Linked DNA regions of Homo sapiens: region 1 is linked to region 2. Evidence: chromatin loops called from intact Hi-C (ENCODE). Cell type or tissue: mammary epithelial cell. All regions are shown on one strand.

What was found. Peaks named below come from ENCODE experiments on the same cell type or tissue, not always from the same donor. Only the 100,000 strongest peaks of a DNase experiment are listed, where the experiment ranks them.
Region 1: it touches region 2 in a loop (7-fold over the local background); 2 of 110 quality-filtered maps call a loop at or near these places.

The regions. Positions count from the first base shown.
Region 1 is chrX:14,109,135-14,117,134 of GRCh38, reverse strand. No RefSeq gene overlaps it. Among named protein-coding and RNA genes, the nearest start is that of GEMIN8, 83 kb to the right of the region's middle. In mammary epithelial cell, a CTCF peak has its summit at 4,302; no DNase peak of the experiment used is centred here; H3K27me3 peaks cover 188 bases.
Region 2 is chrX:14,524,388-14,532,387 of GRCh38, reverse strand. It overlaps GLRA2 (glycine receptor alpha 2), which reads right to left and starts at 2,852. Exons shown (of 9, transcript NM_002063.4): 1 at 2,263-2,852; 2 at 16-149. The coding sequence starts at 2,330. In mammary epithelial cell, a CTCF peak has its summit at 3,566 (motif pointing right); a DNase peak (open chromatin) is centred at 3,547; H3K4me3 peaks cover 416 bases.

The DNA of each region.
Region 1 (8,000 bases), 420 kb after region 2:
ATGTCATTCCTCGGCATCAGTACCCACCCCCCCCCACACCCCCACACCCCACCCCCGGCAAAACCGCCTCGCTTTGTGCTAATGTACAAGAAGCGACTTCCAGCCTTTTTGCCTAATGGCCAAGAGTTAGTGAGAATATCTTCAATCTCTCCCTCTCCCCAAAGACTACTTCTAACAAAAGGCATGAAAACCCCAATTAAAGTCTAGGACATTCATAGAGTGATATTTTTCTTAATCAATAGGGTATTATGTTATCCCAAAGGCCAGAATCCAGTCAAGTACTTTCTGTCTTTGTCCTTTATGAGCTCAGATGGCATTTCAGAAAAGAGATCTCCATCTTTATATCTCTCACCCATGGGATGGGCCCTCCTAGACAGGACTTCTCTGCGAAGAAGCAACCCTCCATTCCTTCCTTCTCAACCAGCCACTCTGTGAATGGGGCAGGCCTGCATGCTCTGAAGTAGTCTGGGTTCGTGGACATAAAGACTGCCCTGTAGACCCTACCCTTTCAATAGGGAAATACAAGGGCCTGGGTTCAAGATGGAAGCATGAGGCTCCACATTGGGCTTCTAATATGTATTCTCCATTCCAGAGAACTCCACATTGTACATTAACAGAATTTTGTCCTGCCATGAGTAATGATGACACAATTTGCCTTGTGGTACTTTGCTTGTGTTCTCCATCACCCAGAAACTTGCAAAGAAGAGTGACTGCAAACCTCACCTCAATCTCTGGCATCAAGAAAGGCACACCTAGTCTTGGGACATAACCTGTTACACGTTTCCCTTATAAACTGCCCTAGCTCTCTTTCTTATCCTTTGCAGAATTACAGAGCTATGATTAAAGATTCATCTGCAAATAAGTTATGACAGCTACATGTAGTCAAACTCAGTCTCTTTCCTAAAAATTGTTATGGGAAAGGGAGACTCATATGTGGTTACACAGTGAAGTCTGTAACTTACAAATAAAATTATATTGCCGTGTTATGATGCATTTCTTTATTGCACAATAGAATAAAATATGTAAAATCTGATATATTTGATATGCACAAACCAAAACTGTTTCTGCTTGGTCTTATTATGAAGATAAATGCCACAGAAATGGGTGTTTATATATTTCTATTATATACAATAAAATGTATAAGTATACTTATACAGAATATGTAAAAAGTATTTTGGTGAGTCATAGCCTAAAATACCTAATATAGCAAAATGAGCCAAAACTTTTATGTTTTTATGAATTACATGGAGCTCATCCTCAGATTAAATAATGATATAGCCATGAGGGTCATGGAGGCAACCAGTATATTTCAAATGAGTTCATTTTAAATCACCACTACATGCAAAAATCCTGAACTATGAATCTGTAAAGTGTTCATTCCAAGGGTAATGTTGCATGTGTATTTTTAGTCTCATGTGGTAAAGGAAAAATAAAACATACAAATGCATATTTTATGAAAGCTACTCCATTCACCTTATTAAGAAATTACAGGCTCTGTAGTACACGCTCCAAACCTGTGGGATTTGCTTTATTATGAGGTAAATTGCTATCTTATACAAGTTTCTAATAAGATTATATATGCCAGCTGATTCCTGGCCCTCCCCAAACGCACCAGTGATTGCAACAGTCCACATACATCTGCTGATTTATTTTGGGAGAAAGGTCAGTTTCCATTTGTGATAAACTACCTCATGTTAGTTAATATTATGCCATATCCAGTCAAATTTCTAAAAATACACCGGTGACTATTGATTGTATTTATCACATTATGTTGTGACTAAAGTCCACTCAATTTCTTTTTTCTTGAAAGGAAATTTTCTTTCTTGTGAGCTCAGAGGAAATTTTCAGAGGAAAGCTAGTAAGAAGCAGTATGTATGAAACAGGAGGTCTGCAGCCCCACCCTCTGGAATCTCTACCTGAAGCATAAATAATACCCATGTACCCATCAACACACCTGAAGTCCCCAGTGCGCCCTTCTCCAATTTCATTTGTCTCTCTCCTCTGCCCCCATAGAGTCACCACTCTACTGAAATTGGTAGTCAGCATTCCCATGCATTTCTTTATGTCTTTACCATATATGTATCTATAAGCAAAATGTTATTGCTTTGCATGTCTCTAAATGCTACATAAATAGTATCATAGTTTGTGTATTTTTCTACATCATGCAAACTCAGCCAAGACAATATTGCCCCCAAGGGGGTGAAAATTGGTTCTTGTTGGGGGGATCTTACTCTTCCAATGTATAAAGCACAGATATACATAGAGTACATAAACAGGTATGCAATATATCTTAGCTATTAAAATTTCATGGGGAGGATTAGGAAAAAGTCTAGAAAGGCTCTTTGGGAGGTGATAATGAAAAAAAGGTTGACACACATTATTCTACATTTTACTATTTTCTCTTAATTTTGTGTCTGTGAGGGGTGTCCATGTTGATATATGTAACTCCAGGTCATTCCTTTTCCACTATGCAGAGCATTCCAGTGCAAACATATACCAGGAATTATTTCTCCATTCTGCTGTGGATGGCACTGTCGGTTGGTTCTGTAACTGAGCATTCTCCAGCGTGTCTCCTTGTACACACATAAGTGAGTTCCCCTGGGATGTACATCCAGCAGTGGCATTTCTGGGCCCTGAGTAGCTGCACAATCAGCCTTACTAAATGTTGGTCAGACAGTCACAGAACCTGCCCAGACCCAAGGGAAGAGACACAAACCCCACCTCCTGAAACTAGTTTCAAAAAATTTGCAGGTATCTTTAATTTATTCCAGGGCTGGGGTGGGGTGGGGCACGGGGAAGACTTTCTCTCCACCTCCTCACTGTCCCACAGCACGGAATAAAAGAAAAATCACTCCTTCTCTCAACCCTATCTTCGCCCAGTCACCTATTTATGTAGACATTGTATATGTATGTTTGTATGCATGTCCTTAATAGTGGTTTCTGTGTATAGAGAAGAATATTCTGTGTGTGTGTGTGTGTCTGTTTTGAAAATCAACATTCGATTTATTAAAGTTACAAATTCAAAAATCTAATTATTTAAGTTTTTAAAGGCTTAAAATTGTGTTCTATGTATAAGGTACTAAAACTTAGGAATAACCTTTTAAAAGCCCTTGAAGAGTGTTGGTTCCATGTAAAACTTAAATGAATGCTTTTAAGCATTTTAAACTAAATTTATAAATTTATAGATTAAATTTCTTCCTCTTTTTGAAAACTACAATTGTCTGGTTTTGCAAACCTTTCAAGTACTTAAGTCATGCTTACAAATCTAATAAATTAAGCTTATAAACAGAATACTTAAGCACATTAAATATTCTAAATCAGCTTATAAACTTATTAAGATTTCAATTTAATATCACAAATCTAAATTAATTACTCAATGACATAGTTTAAAATTGGAATTAAAAGGCTGACCCAACACTCTAGAGAGATTAAATTTTTTTAAACATTAAAAATACTTTAAATTCTAAATATGTAATAATGCTTTAAGACAAAAATATGATAATATTACTATTCCGATTATCTGAAACACTTCTATCCTCAATCCTAAATTCTCCTGGAGTTAGAGGCTACTAATCCACTAAAGAAGTTTATGTCACTCCACACAATTTGGAGATTCACTTCCCATGTAATTTTTGGGATTGGCCAGGACATTACTGATTTTTTTACTGTGATGCTGATGGGACTAACCAGGCCATATTTATTCTAACAGCAACTTCAAAACTTTCAAATGGACTGGCACATCCTATTCTTCTGATATAAGTCAAATTTTCAAGCCAGATTAGATTTTGTCACCCCCACTGAGGTAATTTACCTCACTTGATTTAATTTTGCACATCTTTGGCTCATGAGATAAATGCATACACTTTCCCTCTAACTCAGAAAACCTTCGAACTTGATTCTGTTCATGTAATTCTCATCTCCTAGGACCATACTCCTTTGCAGAAATTGAAAACTCAGCTTGATGAACTCTAGATCTCTCATGAGGTTATCTGACCATTTGGTCACAGGCCCCAAGATCACTCTACAAAGGCAGAGCCAAGCTCCTCTGGGCCCATGTATGGGGCCTCCCAGATGGGGCAGAAGAATGACCCCAGTCCTTATGCAGTGGTAATGGTTTCTAGACACACACTGCAGCTCACTGCCCCCACCCTTCCTTCCTCAACAAAGGTATAGGGAAAAGACTATACTAATTGTCCAAAGTGTTTCAGAAGTGTACGGTTTTCCCTGAAATCTCCACGACCACTTTCTTTGAAAATCAGTTTTACAAAATGAGTTAACTTTTTTCTGGCTAAGCAACAAACAGAACACTGACATCTAGGGGGTGGGGGGAGTAATTTACTGAATTTATATCATGTACCCAGCTCTATGCTTTAGACACATCCTCTCAACTTTACATTTACACTAGCCCTATTAGGTAGATACTCTCCCACTTTTACAGAAGAATAAAACTGAAGCATGGAGAGGTATATCATGTGAAAATAGGTCCAGCAAATCTTATAATTGATGACTAAAATGAAACAGATTTTATCTAGGTAAGGCACATTTCATCAAACTGAACAATTTTTAAGGTTTTCAATGTTTTATCTTACCCTTTAAAGCAGGATTCGCCCATTCAGATGGGTGAATTTTATGGTATGCAAATTATACTCCAATAAACCTTTTTTTTTAATCAAGTAGTTAACTTCTGGTTTTTAGATGGCATAAGCACGTGCACTGGCCACTAACAATTCTTCTTACCTAGAATGAGCCACCTCTTGTCTTTTTATAAAGCTCTTCTTCAAATATATTTATGATCTGTTTCTCTCAGGATCATCAGAAAAAGCAACAGAAAACCTACTGATGAACTAGACAACTCTGCATGCAAAAGATGTGGCCTGGTAGTTCCTTGTTGATACTTTTTCTTAAATGTACTCCTTTGGCTAAACAGAGACAGCCAAAGCCGTATGGCGAGATAGAAACAGTTCTGAAGGATTCTTCATCAGCTCACTTATGGAAGGGAAAATTCATGCTTATGACTTGATGTCTATGACCTCAGCAGTAAATATCTGTCACCAAACCACATGGGCATATTTGATCTTTTTGAAGCAATTAAATACGAATCTTTGTTTTCATTTATAAATCCCAGTGCATGATAACTAAGAGTCACAGCGTGGAGCTACTTTCACTTTATTTTAACATCTGCTTGACTGAGTAACAAATGTAAAAAATATGTAGTTTAGCATAGGAGGTATTCCCTTTATCCTTATAGAACTCTAAAAGATACATAGAAAGGTTTTAGTCTCCTCAGGGTATAGCTCAATTGGTGGCAATTAATGAGCATAGAACATTCAGCTGCTTCCTTCAAGGGTATTACTAGCTGGATCAAGGAAAAGGAGTAGCTTTTTCTGACTTTTCCAAGTTAGAGTTGTATAAAAGCTCCTTGAAGAGTGAGTGTGTCTCATCAGTGGAAAATGCCAGAAAAGAAGCATCAGGCAACCTCAAGAATATTGTCAGTCTCGGGCCTCTCCTACAAACTCACCAGGGTAAGGTAAAGCTTCAAAAGAAAAGGAACAGAGAATCTCAAAAATCATTTCCCCTGGGCAGAAAGCAGTGGTTTTCTGTCGCATCAGATGCTGGTCACTTCCCAGTGAGCCCTTATCAGGCTGTTAAAACAAAATGAAAGAAAACAGTCTCATCTTTGTAATTAATGTGCTTGTTTCCTTACTTAATCTGCACTGCCCAGGCAGTTAATCTTTGCACGATATCCTTTTGTCTTCTCATGTAATTAAAATCTCCCTTCTATGTTTAAAGGCTCAGGGCGCCACATGCTGACTAGGAGAGCAAGCATCAAGGCTTGTGGAAGATGAAAAATGATAGAGGGCAGAAAAGAAGTGGGGAGAGAAAAAAGGAAATGAAGGGATGATGAGGCTGAGGAGGTGACAAGGGAGGGAAAGGAGAAAAGTTGGACTTTAATAAAAGATACAACATCAATATTCTCCCTGATGGACCATGTATTGGAAGCCAACCCAGAAGAGATTTTAAGAAAAGCGTTACCCCGGCCTATAGGTGACCACTGGGTGGGTGTGCCTACCACCGTGCAGAATCCAAATAGGTTTCTTTTCAAGCAAATATTCAAGTTTCACAACAGAAAGTTGAAGTTACCCCTGTCTCTGCTTATTTCAAAGCATCTGAATCCAACTACATTGATAACATGGAATCTCTGCATGCTGACTGCTTGCCAAAGAGGATAGCTACACTGCTATGGTTTGAATGTGTTCCCTCCAAAATCCAGGCGTTGCCAATGTGATGGTATTAAGAGGTGGGGTCTCTAAAGAGGTGATTATGCACTGAGGGCTCCTTCCTCATGAATGGAATTAAAGCCCTTATAAAAGAGGCAATGTTTGGTTGGCTTGCCCTTCTATGTGAGGATCATGAGAGGACACAGCATTTCTCCCTTCCAGAGGATACAGTGACAAGGCGCCATTTTGGAAGCAGAGAGCAGCCCTCACCAGACAAGTGAACCAGTCAGTGCCTTCATCTTGGACTTCCCAGCCTCCAGAACTGTGAGGAAATAAATATCAGTTCTTTGTAAATTACCCAGTCTCAGTTATTTTGTTATAGCAGTACAAATGGACTAACACAACCATTCACTTAGCAAAAGTGAAATTTTAAAAAATAGTATTTATAGATCATTGCCAGCATGCTCTGCTGTTTATTTTACTGCATGTACCCTAAATTTTGTTCTTGGAGAAACCAGATCAGACTTGTGCTCTGCATCCATTTTATTTTGGCTCTTCCTAGTCTTAGATATACAAAAACTGAACAGAGTTTTGGTATAAGCCATCAAGCAAAGTCAAAGGAGTTGATAAAAAGTGGCCCAGATTGCTTTAGTGGTGGCTCAAGTTGTGATTATGGACCCAACTCTCTTAGCGTGCTGGATGCTATAGCATGCATTTGTATACTAAAGTCATCCATAGTTTCATGTCATTTTTTTCTACCAATAATTCCTTTTACCATAATATTTCTATAAATCTTAGTGCTTACTTTCTTGAAACAAATGAGGTACATATGCATTGTAGAAAGTATAGAGAATACAGAAGAGAAAGAAGAAAAATTATCACCCTCCTTCTCTCTCCCTTCATTCCTCACCCCTCAATACCTCAGTTAACATTTTGGAGTCGGGGAGGAGCCAAGATGGCCGAATAGGAACAGCTCCAGTCTACAGCTCCCAGCGTGAGCGACGCAGAAGACGGGTGATTTCTGCATTTCCATCTGAGGTACCGGATTCATCTCACTAGGGAGTGCCAGACAGTGGGCGCAGGTCAGTGGGTGCGTGCACCGTGCGCGAGCCGAAGCAGGGTGAGGCATTGCCTCACTCGGGAAGCGCAAGGGGTCAGGGAGTTCCCTTTCCTAGTCAAAGAAAGGGGTGACGGACGGCACCTGGAAAATCGGGTCACTCCCACCTGAATACTGCGCTTTTCCGACGGGCTTAAAAAACAGCGCACCACGAGATTATATCCCGCACCTGGCTCGGAGGGTCCTACGCCCATGGAGACTCGCTGATTGCTAGCACAGCAGTCTGACATCAAACTGCAAGGCAGCAGCGAGGCTGGGGGAGGGGCGCCCGCCATTGCCCAGGCTTGCTTAGGTAAACAAAGCAGCTGGGAAGCTCGAACTGGGTGGAGCCCACCACAGCTAAAGGAGGCCTGCCTGCCTCTGTAGGCTCCACCTCTGGGGGCAGGGCACAGACAAACAAAAAGACAGCAGTAACCTCTGCAGACTTAAATGTCCCTGTCTGACAGCTTTGAAGAGAGCAGTGGTTCTCGCAGTATGCAGCTGGAGATCTGAGAACAGGCAGACTGCCTCCTCAAGTGGGTCCCTGACCCCTGATCCCTGAGCAGCCTAACTGGGAGGCACCCCCCAGCAGGGGCAGACTGACACCTCACACGGCAGGGTACTCCAACAGACCTGCAGCTGAGGGTCCTGTCTGTTAGAAGGAAAACTAACAAACAGAAAGGACA
Region 2 (8,000 bases):
TTAAGTGGAACCTACCTTTAAAATTTGGCCTGATTCTTGCATCATATCCTGATGTCCTTCCCATTAACTTGTCCAAGAAATCTGAAGGAGATAGGGTCTGTGAAGGTTGTTTTCCAGACCTGGAGTCATGGTCTTTGCAGAAAGCCGTCCTAAACACATCATTAACTCTTTTAGCAACAATTTCATTTGCATCCCTTGAGAGCTAACGCTCACTGCATTTTTAACTTTACATTTTGGTAAAGATATTTGATATGTTAGTATGAAGAAAACTAGAAAAATCCAAACTCTTTGGCCAACTTCTGAACTTGTACATGTTCTAAAGTTAACTTTAAATGATGAGAACTATAAATCCTGAGTCGCGTCACCCAGGTTTCCAAACTTTAACCATAAGATGTTTGAGAACAGACAATGTATTTAGTTTTAGGTTGTAGATTTTATGTATATATAGTTAAAACTATTCAGAGAAATGAGATGATATTTTTTTAAATTCATGTGATTGTCTTAAAATCATTTCTATCTGACTTAAAAAAATTGTTTCAGCATTTCGGCCCTAAATATAAGTCATCTACCTTTTATAAGAAATATATAATAAGATGGGCAGAACAAACTTATTATTTCATTGCTTATTTTTCCCATCTGCTAGTTCTAATCCAACTATCAACTATTAATATTTTTCAATGTGATATCTAAAAGAGAACCTTCATTTGGACATTTCATTTCTTTTTAAAATAGGTCAACAATGAGCATGTATATGACTTCTATTATTTTATCAGTTATTTATATGCTTATATATTAAATGCTTATATAAGCATTTAAATTGTTGACTCTCTAAAAAATATTGATGAAAACACACTTCTAAATCATTTTGACTTTTTATCACCAAAACACTGAAAGTTGGTGAAAAATTTCTCAGATTTTCATTTTCCTGTTAAAAGTAATAAAGAGCTTATTAAACATAGCATATTTGGTTTGTAGCAAAATTAATTATTTCACAATACATAGTGGTTAACTGAAATTTCTTCCCTAAAGTATGTATTTTATAAGCTTTGTTTTCAATAGTTTAACAAATAGTGTCTTATGAATTCTATCACTAAGAAAATACCACATTCTTGCCAGCTTTTCAAAGAAGGGGTATTCAAAATAAGTGCAAAGATGATATAAATATTTTGTAGGAGTTAAAAATTGATATGAGCATGCATAAATACTCACATTCTCATATGCAGATTCATCTGATTAATCAAGTATTATTTGATTATGATGGTGGTGGTGGTGAGGATGATGATGATGATGATGATTCTAATAAAAACCAGCCTATATTTTTTCTTAATCATAGTAGGAGGTGTAAACCTGAAAGGAACATAGTGGGTTTTCCCAGTATTCATAGCATTATTACTATGTGTTCCATTTATCTTGGTTCTGTGAAAAAATGCCATAAAATTTAATGAAAATTAAATTTAGAGTCCTATACTTTGTTGTAAGAGCATCTCCTGTCTCTGCTCAGTCTTCCACTCTCTGTTATTAGATGACTATTTCACTTACTGGTAATGATTTGATATTTTGAGGTATCAATTGATTTGGCAACTATTCGTAAACCATGTAGAAAATGCAAGCATGAAAATAGTAATTTCTCACTTTTTAAAATTATGCATGCTCCACTTCTCATATGTACATAAATACAATTATGTCATATTAACTAAATTTTGGTAGGCAATCCATTTCCAAACAGATTGAATAGTAGAATATAGTAGTAAAAAGAAATTTTTGATATTTCAAGAAAATTCCTGAATTGTAGTCCTCATAGTATGCTTCTAGTTTCTGAAATATAACAGAAGTCCCAAGTTGGCTGAGAATTAGGGATCTTTTATATTTTATCTAAAATGAGCATGCTCCTGCCAAATTAATACAATCATCTTATATGAAAAACACTGCACCCAATAATCTCTTTAAATTACTTTCAGAAAAATAATTACCCTTATATAGAAATGTAAAGAGCATGCAACTCATCAGACTACCTTAATATCACGTTGGCTGTGAAAATGTGTGTTGAATTGCATAGAGTGCGGCTATGCATCATAAAACTTGCTTTTGTGAAAAATTTACCACCCTCCCACAATTATTAGGCGTTTTAAATGAACAAAAGATATCTAACTTTCCTCTATAAAATTAAAATAATATAGTCCAGAGCACAGATAAATACACAATTACATGACACATTCTCTTTTAAACAATTTAAATATCAACATGCAAAGTCGTTTCACCTACCTGAAGTGGTTTGTCTCTAAGAAAAATGCAAACAAGGCTGTCAAAATGTTCACTAGCTGCCGGTTCATTCCTGTTTCTGTGTTGCTTGTGGAAAATATCCCGAAATGATTCCAGAAAGATGCTAGGACAAAGTGTCTGTTTATTGTCCAGATTCAAAATTTGGCAGGAACCTAGTTTCCTTGAAAATCAAAAAGAGATTTGGTTTTGTACAGTTTGCTGAGAAAAAAGAAAAAGTGCCAGTCCTGGGCATCATGGTCAGGTCAAACCGAGGCTTGGGACCATCAGTTAACCCAGAAAGACAAAGCCTCAGAACTGATGAATCCCCCAGCTGCTTTTCCTGAATAATAAAAATGCTGCTACCTTAATCGCATCACCATGCAAAGGGAGTTGGTGACAATGCCATGCTAGATAGCTGTGGCTTTTGTTTTATATCTTTTCTGTTTAGCAAAGCCCTTTTTCTAGAAAATGTTTTCTTTTAAAAAGAAGTTGTAAATGAGAGAGAAGAAAGGACTCTGCGCGCTGGAGTGGGTGGGGGGAAGAGGGAAAAATTGCTGAGATCCTGTGCTGGAATGAGGGCTATAGAATGAGACGGAGACGTGATCTTACCCAGCCTATAAATTTCAGCACTCGGACAGCTCCAAGCTCTGAAGTGCGCATGTTTCCTTTTTCAGTTGCTTGGGGCGGGGGTCGGGGAAAAGCATTCAAGAGGGGACGTGCCTGCTGTTCGAAGGCAAAGAGTGACTGGCCGTTCAGCGAGGGGATACTGAAGGGGGTACGATGACAGCAAGAGGAGAAGAGAGGTCGGGAGACGGAGAGGGTGAGGGAAGTGGGGTCTGAGCTCCTGGAAATGCTAGGCTGTCGGTGGGTGGGCGGGACGGGAATTTGAAGCAGAAAAGGGAAGGGAATAAGGTTTAATCGTGGGAAAACGAAATTGGGGGAAACAGAGAACAGGATTCAGAGTACTGAAATTATAATAAGGGTGTGGACAGTTCACTCTTTGTCAGTGCAAGCCGGAGGCAAAGAGGAGTCCTGTGCCGAAGAGAAGGGAACATTTCCTTGGCACAGAGAAGCCCGCGTGCAGAAGAAGGTTCATGAAGATCGATAATTTAATTTAGAAGTCCTTTATGCCTTCCTCGCCTTTTTAATGTTTTCATTTGATTTTAGCCGCCTAGTCCCAAAGGATCTCTCTACCTCTGTACTAGGGAAAGCCCCTTCCAACTGAGCTTTCTTCAGTGGCTCAAAATCCTTGGGCATCCGCAAGTCACAGATTTGTAGAAAAGGAAATGAGACAATGGGCCGGCAGGGGGCAGTAGCAATCTTTTCTTGCCATGGTTAAAGGTTAGAGCAGGGCTCCATGTTAGAAATGGAGCAAGGAAAAGTGCAACTGGGAGTTTAGTTCATCTGCCCATTCCAGATGTTAATCACTAGGAACAGTCATGTAATAAAGTGCATATGCTATTCTCCTAAATTGGCTAAAGGGACTGAAAATAGTGGAAGTTCATAAATCTGTACAAAAGTCTGACGAGTAACCCTGCTATTTCAAATCAAAATTACAAATATTATTATTAATAAAAAAGAGGAAGGGTAGATAGTCCAATGCGGATAATTAGCAGCTTCTGGGAAGGGGGAATGAAAAATGCATGTCCTACCATAAGCTAGGAGAGTAACCTACTTTTTGTGGAATATTCCTTGTTAGTCACCTATGTGCTTTACTGGAGGTCTTAATTTTAAAACAAAATAATATGATTAATTTTTACTCCGTAAATGACTAACTTTGGATCAGTTTAAATATCATAGTAGAGTAACAATGAATTCTATGTTTTTAAGAAGTAGATTCAGAGAAAAAAGATGGCAAGTTCTTTTTACCTTTTAATGTTAATATAAATCACCAGAGGATCTTATTGAAATGCAGATTATGATCCAGTAGGTCTGGGGTGGGGCCTGAGATTCTGCATTTCTAAGAAGTTCCTAGCTGAAGTTGATGCTGCTTGTCCACAGTTCACACTTTGAGTAGCAAGAGTCTATATGCCCTTTCATAAGATGTCTATCCCAGTAAGACAGTGAAAATACAGGAATCTCTTTTTAGATGAAATGCAGTAGTGCCCAAGCATTCTATTTACATACAAAATCAATTCTTCAAATATGTTTTCTTAACTTTCAAAGCCTAGAGAAAATGATTCAATTTAAAAGAAAAACAGTATGGTGTAGTGTGAGACATCCCTGGACTGCAGCTTCAAATCTGTTCACTTCCAAATTCATCCACATGGAAACTCTAGACCTGATTTTATCCCTGCTGTCCTGACCCAAAAAAATATATAAAATCAATTCCTGGAAATATTTCTTCAATTGGTTCTACATGGAAAAATAGCACAGATTTTTTTGTGTTCAAGATTCTTTCCAAAAGAAAATTAGGTATAAAGATAGAAGAAAATTATTTCTCTCAAATTTAAGGTTGTAACGATGCTTAAATAATATAGTCTTTGTAAATCATTTCTCTTTTTTTTTTTTTCCCGAGATGGAGTCTCACTCTGTCACCGGGCTGGAGTGCAGTGGCGTCATCTCAGCTCACTGCAACCTCCACCTCCCGGGTTCAAGCGATTCTCCTGTCTCAGCCTCCTGAGTAGCTGGGACTACAATCACATGCCACCATACCCAGCTAATTTTTGTATTTTTAATAGAGACAGGGTTTCACCATGTTGGCCAGAATGGTCTTGATCTCTTGACCTTGTGATTCGCCCACCTCAGCCTCCCATAGTGCTGGGATTACAGGCGTGAGCCACCGCGCCCAGCCGAATCATTTCTTTTAACAAGAGTTGTGTTATTAACCAGGAATAGGATGAGTAAGGAAATCTGTGACAAAGGAGACTCAGGCCAGCAGCATGAAATCACAGCATTATATTATTGTAGAGTTGTAAGGGACATTAGAGAGGATCTAGTTTAGCCTCCTCATTTGATTTCTCAGCTCTCCTAAATTTGGATTCCAGCCCTATCAATCCACAGAAACAGCTCTCACTAAGTCTGCCAGTGAATTTCTTGTAACTAAGTCCAAAAGACATTTTTCTGTTCTCATCTTACTTGACATTTCCATGGTACCTAATGTCATTGGCCTTTTCTTCCTCCTGGAAACACTTCCCTCTATTGACCCTGTGACACAGTGCACTCCTGGATTACCTCCTATTCTGTCTTCTTGGCAGGCATATCCTCCTCTACCTGGCCTATAAAAGTTGGATTTCCTAAAGGCTATATTCTAGGCTGTCTCCTCTTCTTGCAGTACACTCGCTTAGAAAATATTATGGTAATATAATTTCCATTATCATTTTATGTACATGACACAGAAATGTATATTTCTACCCAGACCTATACATCCAACTGCTTTCTAAACAATTCCTAATGTATGTCTCAAAAGCTGCTTAAACTCTTCATGTCAAAACCGAACTTCTGATAATTCCTCCAACTCCTACTCCTATTCTACTGTGTCTATTTCATTGTTACCAACCAAAGGCCAAGGCATCATCTCCATCATCCACTATATCTAGTTCTTCACCAAGCCCTATTGATTTTTTTCTCCTAAATCTTCTCACTTCCCTCCATCTCAACCTCCATGACCCCAGTTGAGATATCTTTATCTCTTGCCTGTACTGCTGCAGCCATCCTCTTACTAATCTACCTGAACCAACAGCTGGTCTTCTACTACCTCATCCTGTATGCTGAAACCAGAGTGATTTGTTCAGAATCAGAATCTGATTATGTCACAGCCCCTGGTTAATACTATGGTTCTCCATTGATATTTGTGTAGAACAAGGAAACTACTCAATGACCTAAAGGTTCCACATGGTTTGGCCCATGCCTACATTGTTCCTCATCTCATCCACTAATCATCTCATTTCTTCCCCTGTAGCCATATTGGTCTTTTTTCTTACTCCCTAATGCTTACCGTATTGTTCATGAAGTATATCATGTCCCCCATCTTTGTCTGGTTAACACCAGCCTATTTTTCAAATCTCTGGAAGGCCTTTCCTGACCTGCATTACTCTAACAATTCTATTACAGGCCTTCATAGTGCTCTCCAACTCTGACTCAAGGAGCTCGTCATCATTGTATGTATACATGTGTATGACTGTTTGCTTATGTAGCAAGCTTTGCAATGGACAGAGACAGTACATGCTTTGGTCCACCATTATATCCCCATACATTCAATGATAATGACAATCATCATAATGGTATTGATGATAACTAGTATATAATTTTAAATATATACCAGAAATTTGTGGCTTAAACAAAATAATATAAGTACATATGTATAGTCCACAAATAGTTCTTTCAAAAAACTACTTGTTAGGGAATTAACAAGTTAAGATCTGTGATTATTTGAAAGGAAACCAAGTTCAGTGGCGCAGCAGTCTAAAGCATAAAATTAAATTCAAAGTAAGAGATTATTAATTCAATATCCTTGATTCGAGTTCTACCTCTAACACTCATTGGTTATGTGACTGGACAAGTCATTTAATCCCTCTCAGTGTCATTCTCATAATATATAAAATTTATATAACATAAAGTGTTACATAATTACATAAACACATATGTTACATAAAATATTTCTATGTAGAATACTCTTGAAAATCACGTGAAATCAGACCTGAGGATGTGTTTTTAGAGTCTTAATCTCATTTACTTAATTTATTTAATCTCATCTACTTACTGTTAAAATTCATGTTTTAACTTTGTTCATTGGACAATTCCACTTTCAAGGACAGTAAGATTTAGGAGCTTTGAAAAGGTTTTATTTGCAATGCAATGGAAACTGAAGTCTAATTCTCCTATGCCTCTAACTTACCAAACTGTAACTGGTTGAGGTATGTGGAAACCTTATTCTGTACTCTTTTTACAAGAGAAATGAAAAGATTGTGACCCATCCTATGTCATAAGGACCAACACACAATATTTGGTCTATATCATGCTACATATTAAACTTTAAAAAATAGATATAAAAAATAAAAACACTTTTCTTAACATCAGTATCATTTACTGATACTGATAAACCTTAAGAACTCTAACATATACATAATGCTTTATAGTTTTCAAAATACCCACATTATATGGCAGAAAAATAATTGATATCTATATATTTTAATGAGGAATCTATAGTTTGTGTAAGTTTATCAATTTTCTCAGGTCTATATGATTAAGTGACAGTCATACTTTTTATATTTACTACCCATCAACAAAATTATTTCTCATTACGTGTGATTGCTGTTATTTTTTAAGTCACTGAAAGCCTACTATATGCCCACAACTACTTTAATAATTATGTTTTTGTGATTCCATTACATTAAACTTTGGTTACTATTATATTAAGATACACACACACACACACACACACACAAATATGTTGAATGGAATGCCCACATTAAGAGTCTCAGAGTCAATTTCCTCAAAGAAAGAGTCAAAAGATATCCAATATATCAATATCCTGTGTCAGGACTTTTACTGAACGGGTTTCCTACAGAAAAAACGTCCTCCTCAAGTACAGACATTCTTTCCTCCACTTGAAAATATGAAGAAGTTAAGAAAAGACTATTAATTTACAATAGACACCCACCAAATAGAGGTTTGAGGCAAATTAGAGAAGGCAAGAAGTTGTTTTTACCAAATCTTTCGTTGTTAGAGATGCTTTCCCAGAGAACAATAAAGACAATTTCACCTTGATAAAATGCACCTCCTGAATTTTATGAGAGATT